Linked DNA regions of Homo sapiens: region 2 is linked to region 1. A link is a contact called in ENCODE POLR2A ChIA-PET data. All regions are on one chromosome and are shown on one strand. The core of a region is the stretch at or near the end of the contact, and the rest is flanking DNA. Distances in the headings are between cores, read along the strand shown.

Region 1 (3,549 bases), core at 490-2,989:
AGGCAGGTGGATCAGGAGGTCAGGAGTTCAAGACCAGCCTGGCCAACATAGTGAAACCCTGTCTTTACTAAAAATACAAAAAAATTAGCCAGGCGTGGCAGTGGGCACCTGTAATCCTAGCTACTTGGAAGGCTGAGGCAGAGAATAAAATTTATTTTATTTTTAATTTGTTTTAGATGGGGTCTCTCTCTGTTGCCCAGGATGGAGTGTAGTGGTGCAATCATGGCTCACTGCAGCCTCAAACTCCTGGGCTCAAAGGATCTTCCTGCCCCAGCCTCCTGAGTAGCTGGGACTACAGGTGTGTGCCACCATGCCTGCCTAATTTTTAAAATTTTTTTGTAGAGATTGGGTTTTGCTATGTTACCCAGGCTCACCATCTCATCTTTTAAAAGGGAACAGTATTTCCCCATGGATTACATGAGATTGCTGTCTTTTAGCCATTTTATCCCCTCAGCCTGATTGTTTCTCCCAGCTGAACTTCATTTATGGCTCCCCTACTAGATTCCATCTACCAAGCTTCCTCCCTTTATTTATTTTTGAGACAGGGTATTGCTCTGTCACCTAGGCTGGAGTGAAGTGGTGCGGACACCACTCACTACAGCCTCAACCTCCCAGGCTCAAGTGATCCTCCTGCTTCGGCATCCTGGGTAGACCAGAGGTGAGAGCTGCCACACCCAGCTAATTTTTTAATTTTTAGTAGAGATAGGGTCTCACTATGTTGCCCAGGCTGGTCTTGAACTGCTGGTCTCAAGTGATCCTCCTGCCTTGGCCTGCCTCCCTCACGATGGGATTACAGTTGTCAGCCACCATGCCCAGCCACTTCCTCACTTTCCTGGACTTGTCCTAAGTCTTTAGGACTCTTTCTAGCCTTCGGACATAATTTAATAAATAGTTAAAGGAATAATTATGGCAACCACCAGATCCTTTCCATGTTTAAGTCTGAGAATGGCACCAACTTACCTACTGGTTTCACCTGCCATTACAGTATAAGGTCACTGAAGGGGAAGATTCAGCTGACATTTTAAGCTTCTTGGATTGCTAAGGCCCCTGCCTTATTAATGATAGAGAGCAGAGAGGGAAGAGAGGTAAGGTGGCATTGTGGTATAGAGCTGTGGGAATGGGATGGGGGAGAGGCATGGAGGCAGAGGTAGGTGGAGGTGGAGAGCGCTGGCTTAGGGACCCTGACTCCTGGGGGTTCACACAAAATACCTTTCTCAGTAAGGAATCCCGATTTTGAAGCTCTTAGGTTGGCTCTGCATGCAACTTTGTTCTTGGGTTACGGCGGCAGTTTCTGAACTCTGCTTGGTACAACAGGAGGGAGGCAGGGGATAGGGGTAGTATCTCAGGCCGTAGCCTTCCCCAGCCTGTATCCCTGTTGCCTGGGAGTAGCCCCAGTCCCATTCACAACCCGTCCGCCTTCGCAACCCGTCCCGCCACCAATCCCACCCCACCATTAGCAAAGTCTGAGCTCACCTAACACTGAATCCTCCCGTTGGCCCCTCCTTCCCGTCCAGCTCTCCGCTCCCCCCGGGTCCTTCCAATTCCCGACCCTGTCCTTGTCCTAGCCTTGAAAGCTGGCCAGGCTAAAGCCACAGCCGAGCTCCCACCTTCCTCTTGCCCTGAGGGGCATAATCCTGCTGTGACTTCTGTCTCAGCAAGCGTGAGCTCAGGTCTCCCCCGCCTCCTTGAACCTCAAGAACTGCTCTGACTCCGCCCAGCAACAACTCCTCCGGGGATCTGGTCCGCAGGAGCAAGTGTTTGTTGTTGCCATGCAACAAGAAAGGGGGGCGGAGGCACCACGCCAGTCGTCAGCTCGCTCCTCGTATACGCAACATCAGTCCCCGCCCCTGGTCCCACTCCTGCCGGAAGGCGAAAATCCCGTTAGGCCTGGACGTATTCTCGCGACATTTGCCGGTCGCCCGGCTTGCACTGCGGCGTTTCCCGCGCGGGCTACCTCAGTTCTCGGGCGTACGGCGCGGCCTGTCCTACTGCCGCCGGCGCCGCGGCCGTCATGGGGTTCCTGAAACTGATTGAGATTGAGAACTTTAAGTCGTACAAGGGTCGACAGATTATCGGACCATTTCAGAGGTTCACCGCCATCATTGGACCCAATGGCTCTGGTGAGATAAACCTGGCCGCGGCCCTGCGCACGTCCCGGCCTGGACCCCTTATCCGGTGCCGGAGTAGTACAACCCAGCCCATGTAACCTGAAACGTCGCGGACCCTTACGGGTTCCTTGCCCGTCCAGAGGGGGTTCTGCTCGAACCCACTCTCCCCGCGCGGGTGCTCTAACTCGAACCCCTTCCAGGTGTCACTTGCCGCTTCCTGCGCGGCCCCCGCCCCGGCCCAGTGGTACAGGCCGAGCTGCCAGTTACCCCGCCTACTTCCCCCTCCCGCCAAAGGAGTCGCGTCTGGAACCAGCTTCCCGCCAGCTCAGTCCTCCGCCGCGCGGCTCCCCGCCGGACCGGCCGGAGCCGGCTTCCCAGCCTTACTTGACCCCCTCCGGAGAATGTGGGGACGCTGGTAGCTCTCCCGTGGCCTTCGGTCCCAAACGGTGCACTTCTGTTTCAGCCCAGCGTCCTCTCTCGCCTCGCATTGGTACACTCCAACTCCTTTCTACTCTTCTCTGGAGGCGGCACTTTTGAATTTCAGACCCAGCGCTCCAGTCTTTAGAATGCTTGAGGTGTCGATCCCCACCCCCCACCGCTATGTCAGAGGTAGTTGCCTCGAACTCGCCCTTTTCCTACCACCGAAACCGTCAAAAGCCGAAATTAACTAATTTACCAAATTTGTTGAATGCTTATTGTTTATCAGGAGTTATTCAGTTGCAAGTTGTGGAAACAGCGGAGAATAGAATAAACCAACTCCATGCTCACAGGGAACTTATATTCCAGAGGGGAAAGAAGATAAGGAGAAAATAAGATGGTTTTAGGCTGTCATAAGTGCTATACAGGAAATGAGACAGGTGGATGTGATAAAGTGACTTAGGTGGTGTCTTTAGAAAGGGTGGTCAGGTAAAGCCTCTATTTTGTGTCTTCCCAACTCTAAACGATACACCGTGGATTCCTCTCACCTCAGATGTCCATTTGGAATCCTGCTGTATTCTTCCACCCCAGAGATGTTCTAGCTGAATGATATCCTAGCCTAAGAGGCTGCCCTTGCTGAAGTAGCACATACTGAGTACCTTTCCTGGAGACTGAGTGTCTCAACAGTGGCACTATTGACATTTCCAGCGAGATAATCCTTTGCTGTGGGATGTGCTCTGTGCATTGTAGGATGTTTAACAGCATCTCTGGCATCTACCTGCTAGATAACAGTAGCACCCCTGCTCCCCAGGCATGACAATCAAAACTGTCTCTAGACATTGCTAGATGTCACAGAGGGTGTGTGTGATTCCCCCAACCCCCCAACTTGTTTGAGAACCACTGGCCTGGAGGGCTAATGCTTGGTGTCCACCCAGTTTCCTCGGGTTTTAGTGTAGTGGCCCCTGTTGGAAGAGCTAGGATGTACCTCTTGGCATTCAGTCCCCTCAGCATTAGTAGATTTGTA
Region 2 (3,549 bases), core at 357-2,856, about 18 Mb before region 1:
GCGGTGGCTCACGCCTGTAATCCCAGCACTTTGGAAGGCCAAGCCAGACGGATCACCTCAGGCCAGGAGTTCAAGACCAGTCTGACCAATATGATGAAACCCTGTCTCTACTAAAAATACAAAAATTAGCCGGGCGTGGTGGTGCGTGCCTGTAGTCCCAGCTACTCAGGAGGCTGAGACAGGAGAAATGCTTGAACCCGGGTGGCGGAGGCTGCAGTCAGCCCAGATCGCCCCACTGCACTCCAACCTCGGAGACAGAGCGAAACTCCGTCTTACACACACAAAAAAGTACATACATAGTAGGTGGCTAGCCTCCTCCCCCGCCTACTCCCCACAACCCAGACTTCACCTTCATCATTTACCAAGGCACCGTCAGTCCCGGTCAATTCTTCATTTGCCGTGAGTTCAGTGATCAGGCTGCCCAGCCCCAAAGCCCCCAAGCCTGCCAAGTGCTTCTTACATTCCTGAAAAAGGGACAGCACGAGTCGAAGATAACAACTAAACCTACGACTCCCACACCACAGGACTTATTTCCCTGGTCCACGACAAAGTCACAAATCCACATGAAAAATGACTGTGCAGTGTGCCAAAACAAGCAACACGTTCGAGAACTGTAATATACATCTACCAAACTCCGCATCGATCAGATCTTTATTAAAGCACCACAGCCAACTGCATCGCCCACACTTTAAAGTATACTACAAGAGAAGACGAATCAAATAACTACTGCCAAGACTGAATGAATGGAACGGTCGTTCTCGGAACGAGGGCCGAGGCAGGGGGATCAGTGGGATTGGAGGCGTCGAGGCGGGGCTCGTTCGGTCCCTGTTTCGCATGCGCCTGCGGCACAGGAGGGGCCACAGCGGCCGACAGCTTCACTCCTCAAGAAAACGGGCCTAAGTGAAGGCAGGGTAGTTTCACTAGGGCGCAGGACACTATTTCACGAAAGTCAGTGAAGACGCTGGGAGAGCCACCTAAAAGGCGCACTGTGACCAGGAGGCCCGCTCGGGTGCTAGGAACACCCCATTGTCCTAAGCCTGAGGCCGGAACCAAACGAGCGGGAGGCAGGTCCTGTCCAGTCCTCTGGCTCTATAGAGCCATCTCAGGGCAGCGATGTCAGAGGGGCAGGCAGTGTCAAGAATCTCCAAGCAGGTTACGGGTGGGAAGCCATCTCAGTAGGCGAAACCAGCATGTGTCCTACTGTCTGGTCGGCAGAGCGCTAGCTCCAAAGCCACTATTCCCTGCGCCCCTGGCCCCGGGCTCGCCTCGCGCTCTCTTCTGCCCACTCTCCCCCAGAACGATCACTCCCACGCCACGTTGCTCCCGCACCCATGAGGACGGGATCCTCCTCCCCGGCGTTAGCTGCGCCCTGTTCTCGCTGCCTGAGCACCCTCTCCTTTCCTCCCCGCACCTCCTTCCTCTGCTTAGCCCCACCCCCCGAGCCCTACCCCCACGCCCACCCCCTCACATCATCCAAGACGCTTTCCCCCTCCAGCTGCCCGGCTCCATTGATGTTGCCGAAAAGGAAACCCGCTAAAGAAAATGGGCCGCCTCCAGCGGAATCTTCGTCGCTGTCCGTGTCTGACATGATGGCGGCAGCAGTGATGGTAGCTGCTGTCCGCAGCAGCAAATCGCAGCCGGGTCCCATAGACCGGAAATAAAACAACAGTCGCCCAGAAGTGACTTACTGAGCTCCCTTACCCTACCAGCCTCTACCGGAAGCTCAAAACAGAGGGGAAAGGGAGGGGGAAGTGGGGAGAGGGGAGGGGGAAGGGGGGGAAAACCCGGAAAGACCGGCTATCCTAAGAGAAAGAAGTAACTACTTTACTAACGGCTTTTGATTCGACGCTACGGGATCAGGAGGATGGATATGTGGAAAGCGGTTGGTCAAAGAAAATATTCAGTCCCGCCCGCTCCCACTGCTCCGCGCGCGAGCTTTCTCACGGCACCGAATTAGAGCAGTGGCTCTTCCTCCAATCAGAAGGAGCTGCTCGAGTCACGTGGCTTACGCGCAGGCAACCTCGGGTTCCTGTACCACAATACCCGGAAGTAAGGGTAAGAGCCGGTCTTTGTGCTGCGTGCAATTTCACCGGTCCGTCCCAAGGAGAGACTTGACGTAAATTATACAGGCATTCCCGAGCTATGCAGGTTACTTGTTTTGAGTTGACATTTTTCCCTAGAAATTGATTTTTTGACCGGACGCGGTGGCTTACGCCTGTAATTCCAGCACTTTGAGAGGCCGAGGTGGGAGGATCGCTTGAGCCCACGAGTATGAGGCCAGCCTGGACAAGAAAGCGAGACTCCATCCATACACAAAATCAAAAAAATTAGCCAGATGTGGTGGCCAGTGCCTGTAGTCCCAGCTGTTGGGGGGTCTGAGGTGGGAGCCAGGAGTTGGAGTCTGCAGTGACCTGTGATCGGGCCACTGCACTCCAGCCCGCCTCAAAAAAAATACTTGTTCCCCCAACGTTTTATTTCGGAAAATGTGAAAGTTTAGTAAAATGAACAGCTGACCCCTCACCTAGACTCACAATGGTTAACATTTTGCTAGGATTTTTGTTTTTCTAAACCATTTATGGGCATCTTGTTCTTCACTCCTAAAAATAAGCATCTTAACTATGGAACCAAAGTACCTTTATCACAACTTTAGGAAGTAAGTCAATATTATTTAAGGAAGAGTCCGCACTTAAATTTCCCCAGTTGTCCTAGTTGGAACATTTTACGGGGTTTCGTCATGTTGCACAGGCTGGTCTCAGACTCCTGGGCTCAAGCAATCTGCCCGTTTCAGCCTCCCAAAGTGCTGGGATTGCAGCCATGAGCCAACACCCCGGCTTTCACCTTGCTTTTTTCACATATTATGATAATATAGACTGAAATAATTTCTTTACCACATCATAGCACTCTTCCTCATTCTCCCTTTTTTCCAATACTAGGATCCATTCACGTTTCATGCATTGTATTTGGTCATCTTCCTTTAGTCCAGAATCACCTGCCTTCTTGTTTGTTTTTCATGACACTAAATATTTGGAAGAATCCAGGCAAGTTGTCTTGAAAACATTCCATGATCCGAATTTCTCTTGTTTCCTTTTTTTTTTTGAGACGTAGTCTCGCTCTGTTGCCCAGGGTGGAGTGCAGTGGTGCTATCTCGGCTCATTGCAAGCTCCACCTCCTGGGTTCACACCATTCTCCTGCTTCAGCCTCCCAAGTATCTGGGACTACAGGCGCCCGCCACCAAGCCCGGCTAATTTTTGTATTTTTGGTGGAGACGGGGTTTCACTGTGTTAGCCAGGATGGTCTTGATTTCCTGACCTCGTGATCCGCCCACCTCGGCCTCCCAAAATGCTGGGATTACAGGCGTGAGCCACCACACGCCCGGCCTTTTTTTTTTTTTCTTTTTTTGAGACGGAGTCTCTTGCTCTGTCTCCCAGGATAAAGTGCTGTGGTGCGATCTCGGCGCCACCACCCCTGGCTAATTTTTGTATGATTAGTAGAGCCGGGGTTTCACCATATTGGCCACACTGATCTCAAACTCCTGACCTCGTGATCCGC

Evidence for each region. ChIA-PET counts read pairs that join two places held with the same protein, here RNA polymerase II (POLR2A).
Region 2: POLR2A ChIA-PET joins it to region 1 with 14 read pairs in PC-9. The contact joins the promoter of TAF1 here to the promoter of RIBC1 in region 1. POLR2A ChIA-PET finds 5 or more read pairs at or near these places in 2 of 52 experiments (CD8-positive, alpha-beta memory T cell and PC-9).

What each region holds. Positions count from the first base shown.
Region 1 is chrX:53,421,063-53,424,611 of GRCh38, reverse strand. RIBC1 (RIB43A domain with coiled-coils 1) reads right to left here and starts at 1,739. Exons shown (of 8, transcript NM_001031745.5): 1 at 1,608-1,739; 2 at 1,210-1,298. It overlaps SMC1A (structural maintenance of chromosomes 1A), which reads left to right and starts at 1,958. Exons shown (of 25, transcript NM_006306.4): 1 at 1,958-2,120. The coding sequence starts at 2,012. RefSeq lists enhancers at 1,651-1,700, 855-1,826, 1,991-2,170, 2,361-2,410, 2,531-2,710 and 1 more.
Region 2 is chrX:71,364,414-71,367,962 of GRCh38, reverse strand. It overlaps TAF1 (TATA-box binding protein associated factor 1), which reads right to left and starts at 1,606. Exons shown (of 38, transcript NM_004606.5): 1 at 1,469-1,606; 2 at 350-464. The coding sequence starts at 1,588. RefSeq lists enhancers at 301-996, 1,515-1,564, 2,055-2,104, 2,273-2,842 and a silencer at 1,725-1,914.